2 separate regions of the Homo sapiens genome follow, and region 1 is linked to region 2. Evidence: chromatin loops called from intact Hi-C (ENCODE). Cell type or tissue: CD4-positive, alpha-beta T cell. All regions are shown on one strand. Links, peaks and the distances in the headings refer to the core of each region. The heading gives the core; the rest is flanking DNA. Region 1 has its middle 13 kb from the start of GIMAP4. Region 2 has its middle 13 kb from the start of GIMAP7.

What was found. Hi-C counts contacts between places; a loop is a spot of excess contacts. Peaks named below come from ENCODE experiments on the same cell type or tissue, not always from the same donor. Only the 100,000 strongest peaks of a DNase experiment are listed, where the experiment ranks them.
Region 1: a loop joins it to region 2, with 3 times the contacts of the local background. A loop is called at or near these places in 4 of 110 quality-filtered maps.

The regions. Positions count from the first base shown.
Region 1 is chr7:150,577,934-150,583,314 of GRCh38, reverse strand. No RefSeq gene overlaps it. Among named protein-coding and RNA genes, the nearest start is that of GIMAP4, 13 kb to the right of the region's middle. In CD4-positive, alpha-beta T cell, for the core only: no CTCF peak of the experiment used is centred there; a DNase peak (open chromatin) is centred at 3,109.
Region 2 is chr7:150,524,765-150,530,145 of GRCh38, reverse strand. No RefSeq gene overlaps it. Among named protein-coding and RNA genes, the nearest start is that of GIMAP7, 13 kb to the right of the region's middle. In CD4-positive, alpha-beta T cell, for the core only: no CTCF peak of the experiment used is centred there; no DNase peak of the experiment used is centred there.

The sequences.
Region 1 (5,381 bases), core at 90-5,089, 53 kb before region 2:
TCCTGCAAGTTCTTGCAAGTCCCTGTCTTTCCCTACCTATCTCTATTTGTCCCTATTTGTCTATTTATCTCCATTTATCCCTCCTTATCTCTATTTGTCCCTGCAGGCCTCTTCAGGTCCCTTCAGGTCTCTTTTTGTCTCTGATAGTCCCTGTTTGTCCCTGTTCAGGTGCCACTTTTGGCTGACTGCCATGGTTATTACTTGAGACTGTCACTATGACAGTTACTACTGTTACTACTTGAAACCATCATCACAAGACGGAATGAAGGGACAAACGTAGAAATGAAAGCTTAAGACAAAAGAAACTTTTATAGGAAGGGGAACTGGGGAAGAAGAATAGCACTCCTCCTTCTAGTGAGCAAAAGCAGCCCCTGAGCTTCTACTGCACTTCGTATTTATTGGGTAGAATGGCCAGAGAGCAGGAGGTAACTACTGGTCCGCTTCTTAATTGATCACAGGTTCATATGATTACTAACAAGCTTCAGATGTACCTAATCACAAGAAACATCGTGCTTGGGGTGTAACTGCCCTCAATATCCCTTCTGGGTGGAAGATGCAGTTTGTCAGTCTGCCAAAATTCTGCATTTATGAGAAACAGTTTGCTGCCTACTCATATAGCCCCAGTGGTATACGGAATTGATCACGACCCTCAGTCTTTCGACCTCCAACATCATCTGTTGTTTCTGAATCACGGAGGAGCCTAGAATGATATTTCTCATCACCTCTTACACTGTATGGTCCAAGTGAGAATAAATCAAGATGAGACATTCACATGAGATTTGGATGGTGGACAAGGAAGAAGGACCATTCTCTGGCAGCAACAGCAGAGAGACAATGAGCAGACCTACCTGCATGTCACAGCAAATGAGCGCCTCAAAACCACCCAGCTCTGTGCATCAGCAAGCTTCCAAGACCTCTGCATTCCCAGCCCTCCAAGGGGTGGGCCAGCCTCTAATTTCCTGGATTTGAAAATATATCCTACCTATACCTACATATGCTTCAATTTTCCTGATCAAATATTCTGTATAAGTGGCTGTATAAGTGGAGGAAGATGAAATCCTTTTGGGGGGCAATCAGGGCAAAATCATGTTGGGTTCCAAAAATGGAACAGAGCATGGTCCAGTAATCCTGGGTCATGAAACATGAAAATGAGACTGCTTACAAGGGATTTGTGTCAAATATCTAGCTAGAATTCTTACTTGACAAGTGTAAATGATTTTAAAACATCTATACCATGAATTCATATTTTGTCCTGAATTTACAACGCCTCTCATAAATTTGGAAATATTTTAAAACAAAACATTCCCCAGGGTATATAAGTACTAAAAACTCTTAACCTTTCACAATGTGGTTTTGTTGTTGAAGCTGTGCTCACAATCCATCTCTTCAGAGCCCTGACAGTGAGGCAGCCAGAAAGGACCCATGCAGGGGAATTCCTTGCTGTTCTCTTTTGCCTTGTCCTCTCAGTGGCTGGGGACAAGGCAAGTAGCTACCAGCTGAGTTGATAGTGGACTCAAAGTGTTTCATTCAAAATGGGTGCCTCAGTGGAAGACCTTTCATGTTGGCAAACATTTAAATATCCAGTCTTTTCCCCAATTTTCCCACAAAAGCTTTCATAATTGAAATAATATTTTCTTTTACCACCTCTCCAAATAAAAATGTGGACAAACATAAACAGAGAGAAATTTTATAGCTTTACAGACTTACGCTAGTAAAGAAGAGAGTTCTAAAATCAAATATCTGAGCTTTCCATCTTAAGAAGAGGAAAAGCAGAGCAGTGATACTACTGTAACCCAGAACCTTACTTGTTTAACTGGGAAACATTGGAGGCATTGCCAAGAATAAGGCAAGCATGCTTGTCATCTCCACTACTGCTCAACATTATAATGGAGGTATTGGCCAATGCAATCAAACAAGATAAATCAATTAGGTGCACAAGAATAAGTAAAGAAAGGCAAACTGTGGAACATCCATATGGTAAAATACTACTCAGAAAAAAAAGAACAGGCAACTCAGATGACTCTCGAAAGCATTATGCTGAGACAAACAAACCCAATCTCAAAAGGGACTTCTTTTACTCATCTCTAGATTCTCAGTGTCTGCTCTAGAACCAACCATGAGATACAAGGAATCAATGAGTGGTAATGAGTGCGTGAGTAGGTATGAAGCCTCAAAACTCTTGAGAGAAGGAAACATGTCTCCCTCTCCTCTTGTATTAATCACAATGCATAGTATTTGCCAAGGACCTTCTGTCTGCCTTCTCTCCTGGGAGGCAAACAGGCAACACTCTTCTTAGAGTTTTTCACTTGGGCTTCTCATCTGCTTGCTGCTTCTTAAGTCAGAACCTTTTTCTTTCCCTCATCTGCAGCATTAACCTGAATGCAAGGGGAAGAATAATTGAGTGTGTGTTACACTGATAACAACCACTGCAGTTAGAGATTTTTTCCTATTAAACCTGAATGTACTTCCTCTTGGGAGGTATGTGTGGCTTTTTGTTCAAATATTTGCTCACAGACAGTAGTAATACAATAGGTGAGAGCAGAAGCTGTCTTACTCTGAGTGATTATTTCTAAAGGAATCGCACATTTCATTGTGTAGTGCTTCTCTTATATTTAAGCCTTTGCTAACTTTTGTTAAATGTACAGTCTAAACTTATTTGTGCTTTGGGGAAATAAGGAAGATATGTATATCCTGGGGTGGAGCCAAGATGGCCAAATAGGAACAGCTTGGGTCTACAGCTCCCAGCGTGAGCGACACAGAAAATGGGTGATTTCTGCATTTCCATCTGAGGTACCAGGTTCATCTCACTAGGGAGTGCCAGACAGTGGGTGCAGGACAGTGGGTGCAGCGCACTGTGTGTGAGCCAAAGTAGGGCAAGGCATTGCCTCACTCAGGAAGTGCAAGGGGTCAGGGAGTTCCCTTTCCTAGTCAAAGAAAGGGGTGACAGACAGCACCTGGAAAACCGGGTCACTTCAACCTTAATACTGTGCTTTTCCAACGGGCTTAAAAAACGGCACATCAGGAGATTATACCCTGCACCTGGCTTGGAGGGTCCTATGCCCACGGAGTCTTTCTGATTGCTAGCACAGCTGTCTGAGATCAAACTGCAAGGTGGCAGCAAGGCTGGGGGAGGGGTGCCTGCCATTGCCAAGGCTTCAGTAGGTAAACAAAACAGCCAGGAAGCTCAAACTGGGTGGAGCCCACCACAGCTCTAGGAGGCCTGCCTGCCTCTGTAGGCTCCACCTCTGGGGGCAGGGCACAGACAAATAAAAAGACAGCAGTAACCTCTGCAGACTTAAATGTCCCTGTCTGACAGCTTTGAAGAGAGTAGTGGTTCTCCCAGCACGCAGCTTGAGATCTGAGAATGGGCAGACTGCCTCCTCAAGTGGGTCCATGACCCCCGAGCAGCCTAACTGGGAGGCACCCAACAGTAGGCGCAGTCTGACACCTCACACGGCTGGGTACTCCTCTGAGACAAAACTTCCAGAGGAACGATCAGGCAGCAGCATTTGCGGTTCACCAATATCCACTGTTCTGCAGCCACCGCTGCTGATACCCAGGCAAACAGGGTCTGGAGTGGACCTAGCAAACTCCAACAGACCTGCAGCTGAGGGTCCTGTCTGTTAGAAGGAAAACTAACAAACAGAAAGGACATCCACACCAAAAACCCATCTGTACGTCACCATCATCAAAGACCAAAAGTAGATAAAACCACAAAGATGAGGAAAAAACAGAGCAGAAAAACTGGAAACTCTAAAAAGCAGAGCACCTCTCCTCCTCCAAAGGAATGCAGCCCTCACCAGCAATGGAACAAAGCTGGACAGAGAATGACTTTGACGAGTTGAGAGAAGAAGGCTTCAGATGATCGAACTACTCTGAGCTACAGGAGGAAATTCAAACCAATGGCAAAGAAGTTAAAAACTTTGAAAAAAAATTAGATGAATGGATAACTAGAATAACCAGTGCAGAGAAGTCCTTAAAGGACCTGATGGAGCTGAAAGCCAAGGCTCCAGAACTAAGTGAAGAATGCAGAAGCCTCAGGAGCTGATGCAATCAACTGGAAGAAAGGGTATCAGTGATGGAAGACAAAATGAATGAAATGAAGCAGGAAGGGATGTTTAGAGAAAAAAGAATAAAAAGAAATGAACAAAGCCTCCAAGAAATATGGGACTGTGTGAAAAGACCAAATCTACGTCTGATTGGTATACCTGAAAGTGACGGGGAGAAGGGAACCAAGTTGGAAAACACTCTGCAGGATATTATCCAGGAGAACTTCCCCAATCTAGCAAGGCAGGCCAACATTCAGATTCAGGAAATACAGAGAATGCCACAAAGATACTCCTCAAGAAGAGCAACTCCAAGACACATAATTGTCAGATTCAACAAAGTTGAAAGGAAGGAAAAAATGTTAAGGGCAGCCAGAAAGAAACGTCGGGTTACCCTCAAAGGGAAGCCCATCAGACTAACAGTTGATCTCTCGGCAGAAATTCTACAAGCCAGAAGAGAGTGGGGGCCAATATTCAACATTCTTAAAGAAAAGAATTTTCAACCCAGAAGTTCATATCCAGCCAAACTAAGCTTCATAAGTGAAGGAGAAATAAAATCCTTTACAGACAAGCAAATGCTGAGAGATGTTGTCACCACCAGGCCTGCCCTAAAAGAGCTCCTGAAGGAAGCACTAAACACGGAAAGGAACAACCAGTACAAGCCACTGCAAAAACATGCCAAAATGTAAAGACCATCAAGGCTAGGAAGAAACTGCATCAACTAATGAGCAAAATAACCAGCTAACATCATAATGACGGGACCAAATTCACACATAACAATATTAACCTTAAATGTAAATGGGCTAAATGCTCCAATTAAAGGACACAGACTGGCAAATTGGATATAGGGTCAAGACCCATCAGTGTGCTGTATTCAGGAAACCCATCTCACGTGCAGAGACACACATAGGCTCCAAATAAAGGGATGGAGGAAGATCTACCAAGCAAATGGAAAACAAAAAAAGGCAGGGTTTGCAATCCTAGTCTCTGATAAAACAGACTTTAAACCAACAAAGATCAAAAGAGACAAAGAAGGTCATTACATAATGGTAAAGGGATCAATTCAACAAGAAGAGCTAATTATCCTAAATATATATGCACCCAATACAGGAGCACCCAGATTCATAAAGCAAGTCCTTAGTGACCGACAAAGAGACTTAGACTCCCACACAATAATAATGGGAGACTTTAACACCCCACTGTCAACATTAGACAGATCAACGAGACAGAAAGTTAACAAGGATATCCAGGAATTGAACTCAACTCTGCACTAAGTGGACATAATAGACATCTACAGAACTCTCCACCCCAAATCAACAGACTATACATTCTTTT
Region 2 (5,381 bases), core at 118-5,117:
AGAAGACCCAAATAAACACAATCAGAAATGATGAAGGGAATGTTACTACTGATTCCACAGAAATTCAAACAACCATCAGAGACTACGATAAACACCTCTGTGCACACAAACTAGAAAGCCTAGAAGAGATGGATAAACTCTTGGACACATACACCAGCCCAAGACTGAGCCAGGAAGAAGTTGATTCCCTGAACAGACCAATAATGAGCTTTGAAGTTGAATCAGTAATAAATAGCCTACCAACCAAAAAAAAAAAAAAAAAAAGCCCAGTACATGATGGATTCATAGCCAAATTCTACCAGATGTACAAAGAATAGCTGGTACCACTCCTACAGAAACTATTCCAAAAAATTAAGGAGGAGGGACACCTCCCCAACTCATTGTATGAGGTCAGCATCATCTTGATACCAAAACCTGCCAGAGACACAACAAAAAAGGAAAACTTCAGGCCAATATACTTTATGAACTTTGATGCAAAAATCCTCAACAAAATACCTGTAAGCTGAATCCAGCAGGACATCAAAAAGCTAATCCACCATGGTCAATTCAGCTTTATTCCTGGGACGCAAGGTTGGTTCAACATACACAAATCAATAAATGTGATTTATCACAAAAACTGAACTAAAGACAAAAACCACATGATTAATAGACACAGAAAATGCTTTTGACAAAATGCAACATTCCTTCATGTTAAAAACTTTCAGTCAACTAGGTATTAAAGGAACACACATCAAAATAATAAGAGCCGTCTATGACAAACCCACAGTTAACATTGCTGAATTGGCAAAAGTTGGAAACATTCCTCTTAAAAACAAGCACAAGACAAGAACGCCCTCTCTTGCCACTTCTATTCAACATAGGATGAAGTCCTGGCCAGAGCAATAAGACAAGAGAAAGAAATAAAGAACATTTAAATAGGAAGAGAGGAAGTCAAACTATGTCTGTTTGCAGACAACATGATTCTATGTCTAGAAAACCCCATAGTCTTGGGCCAAAATCTCTTTGAGCTGATAAACAACTTCAGCAAAGCTGCAGCATACAAAAATCAATGTACAAAAGTCACTAGCATTCCTATACACCAACAAGATCCAAACAGAGAGTCAAGTCAGAAAGGTAATCCCATTCACAATTGCCACTAAAAGAATAAAATACCTAGGAATACAGCTAACCAGGGAGATAAAAGATCTCTACAACGAGAATTACAAAACACTGCTCAAATATATCAGAAAAGACACAAACAAATGAAAAAACATTCCATGCTCATGAAGAATTAATATTGTTTAAATGGCCATACTGCCCAAAGCAATTTACAGATTAAATGCTATTGCTATCAGACTACCAACAACATTCTCCACAGAACTAGAAATAAAGCTATTTTAAAATTGATGTACAGCCATAAAGGAGCCCGAATAGCAAAAGCAATCCTAAGCAAAAAGAACAAAGCTGGAGGCATCACATTACTCACTTCAAACTATACTACAGAGGTACAATCTCCAAAACAGCATAGTACTGGTACAAAAACAGGTACATAGATAAATGGAACAGATTAGAGAGCCCAGAAATAAGGTCACACATCTACAACCATCTGATCTTCAACAAAGATGACAAAAACAAGAAATGGAGAAAACACTCCCTATTTAACAAATGGTGCTGGGATAACTGGTTAGCCATGTGCAGAAGATTGAAACTGTTGAAACTGGACCTCTTGCTTACACAATATACAAAAATCAACTCAAGATGGATTAAAGACTTAAATGGAAAACCCAAAAGTATGAACACCCTGGAAGACAACTAGGCAATACCATTCTCGACATAGGACTGGGCAAAGATTTCATGGCCAAGACACCAAAAGCTATCGCAACAAAAGCAAAATTGACAAACAGTTATCTAAATAAGAGTTTCTGCACAGCAAAAGAGATATCGACAGAGTCACAGACAACCTACAGAATCAGAGACATTTTTGCAAACTATGCATCTGACAAAGGTTTAATATCCAGCATGTATAAAGAACTTAAACAAATGTACAAGAAAAATAAACTACCCCATTAAAAAGTGGGTAAAGGACATGAACAGACACTTTTCAAAAGAAGACATATATGCAGCCAACAAGCATATGAAAAAAAGCTCAACATCACTGATCATTAGAGAAATGCAAATCAAAACCACAATAAGATATTATCTCACACTGGTCAAGATGGCTACTATTAAAAAGTCAGAAAAATAACATGCTGGTGAGGTTGCTGAGAAAAGGGAATGCTTATACACTGTTGGTGGGAGTGTAAATTTGTTCAATCATTGTGGAAAGCAGTATGGCAATTTCTCATAGAGCTAAAAGCAGAACTACCATTCAACCCAGCAATCTCATTACTTATATGCCCAGAGGCATATAAATCATTCTACCATAAAGACACATGCACATGAATGTTCACTGCAGCTCTATTTACAATAGCAAAGACATGGAATCAACGTAAATGCCCATCAATGACAGATTTGATAAAGAAAATCTGATACATATACAACATGGAATACTATGCAGCCACAAAAAGAATAAGGTTTTGTCTTTTCCGGGAACATGGATGGAGCTGGAGGTTGTTAATCCTTAGCAAACTAATGCAGGAACAGAAAACCAAAAACCGCATGTTCTCACTTATAAGGGGAAGCTAAATGATACGAACTTATGAATGCAAAGAAGGAAACAGCAGACACTGGGTTCTACTTTAGGGTGGATAGTGGGAGTAGGGAGAGGTGCAGAAAAGATCACTATTGGGTAGTGGGCTTAATACCTGGGTGATGAAGTAATCTAGTTTAATTTACCTAGAAATGCTAGTTTACCTATATAACAAACTTTTGTATGTATCCCTGAACCTAAAATAAAAGTTGAAAAAAAAAAGAAAGAATGTACCTCAACACAATAAAGGCCATATGTGACAAGCCCACAGGTAACACCATACTCAATGTTGAAAAGCTGAAAGCATTTCCTGTATGATCAGGAACAAGACAAGAATGCTCAGTCTTGCCACTTTTACCATGGTGCTTGAAGTTCTAGCCAGGGCAATTAGGCAAGAAATAGAGATAAACGATAACCAAATTGGAAAGAAAGACATAAAATAACCTCTGTTTACAGATGACATGATGTTATACATAGAAAACCAAAGACTCCACTTGAAAAAAAAATACAGAAATCAGTTGTGTTTCTATCTACTAACAATTCACTCTACAAAAAAGAAATTAAAGAAACAATCCCATTTACATTAGCTACCCCCAAAATACTCAGGAATAAATTTAACCAAGGAGGTGAAAGACCTATATGCTGAAAACTATAAAATGTTGATAAAAGAAATTGAAGATGACACAAATAAACACAAATATATATATATATATATATATATATATATACACTATATGTGTGTGTGTGTGTGTTTGTGTGTGTAATGTTTATGGATTAAAGTAATATTGTTAAATGTCTTTACTACCCAAAGCAATCTATATAGTCGATGAAATTCTGTCAAAATTCTAATTCCATTTTTCACAAGAGTGAAAAAGAATCTAAAATCTATATGGAACCACAAAAGACCCTAAGTAGCCAAAGCAATCTTCAACTAAAAGAACAAAGCTGGGGCCCTCGCACTACTTAATTTCAAAATATGGTAATCAAAACAAAGCTATAGCAATCAAAACATACTATTATAATTAAAACAAAGCTATAGTAATCAAAAATTATGCTACTAGCATAAAAACGGACATAAAGACCAATGAACAGAATAATAAACCCAGAAATAAGCCTACACATTTATGGTCAGTTGAACATAGAATGTACAAAGACAAAAGGATAGTTTCTTCAATAATGGTGTTGGGAAAACTGGATATCCACATGCAGAAGAATGAAATTGGGCCATTATCTTAAAAAAATCAACTCGAAATGGATTAAATAGTTACATGGTAGGCCTAAAACTGTAAACTGCTAGAAGAAACATGGGGAAAATCTTGATCTGGGTGATGATTTTTTATGACACCAAAAGCATAGGCCACAAAAGCAAAAATAGACAAACGGGGTTATCTCAAACAAAACATATCCTGCATAGCAAAAGATACAATCAACAGTGTGAAGAGACAACCTATGGAATAGGAGAAAATATTTGTAAATCATACATCTCACAAGGGGTTAATATCCAAAATACACAAGGAACTTAAACAATTCAACAGCAATTAAACAAATAACCCAATTAAAAAATAGGCAAAGGACCTGAACAGACATTTCTCAAAATAAGACATACAAATATCTTTATGACAAGAATATGAAAAAAATGCCCAACATCAGTAATCATCAATGAAAGGCAAATCAAAACCACAATGAGATATTATCTCATACCTGTATATTACCAAAAAGACAAAAGATATCAAGTGTTGGCAAGAATGTGGAGAAAAAGTAACACTTGTACACTGTTGGTGGGAATGTAAATTGGTACAGCCATTATGGAAAACAGGATGGAAGCTCCCCCAAAAATTAAAAATAAGAACTACCATATAATCCAGCAAGCTTCTGGGTATATATCTGTTATATTCTGATTGTTTATGTTCCCACAAAATTGATATGTTTAATGTGATGATAAATTTTCATGCTTAGTGTGATGATAACAGGAGATGGGGCACTTGGAATGTAACTAGCTCATGGGGGTAGTGACCTCATAAATGTGATTAATGCCCTTATATAAGAGGCTCAATAGGAAGTTTAAAAAAATAAAATAACAAAACAAAACAAATACAAATAACAAAAAACAAAATAACAAAAAACAGATAACAAATAACAAAAACAAAAACAAAAATAAAAGAGGCTCAAGAGAAGACCCTTGTCCCTTTCACCATGTGAGGTTATAGTGAAAAGATAGATGTCTATGAGGAAATGGGCCTTTACTAGACGCTGAATCTGCCAGTGCTTTGGACTTCTCAGCCTCCAGAACTGTAGGAAATAAATTTCTGTTGCTTATAGGCCATGCAACTTATAGAATTTTGTAATAGCACTCCAAACTAAGAAAGAATATTGGTATCAAGAACTGAAGGTGCTGCTGTAGTAAATACCTAACATGTGCAAGCAGTTTTGGAACTGGGTAATAAGTATAGGCTGGAAGTGAGAGCTTTGTGCTAGAAAAATCCTGCATTGCTGTGAATGGACCATTAAAGATGATTCTGCTGAAGTTCAGAAATCCTCAATTTTCTTAGTGAATACCTAAGTAGATATACCAATAACTTAGGTTATTGGTAGAAATATGGCTAGTAAAGACCATTCTGATGAGGTCTCACCAGTGAGAAATGAAGAATGTGTTGTTGGACAATGAAAGAACAGAAATCCTTATTATAAAGTGGCAAAGAACTTGGCTGTGTTG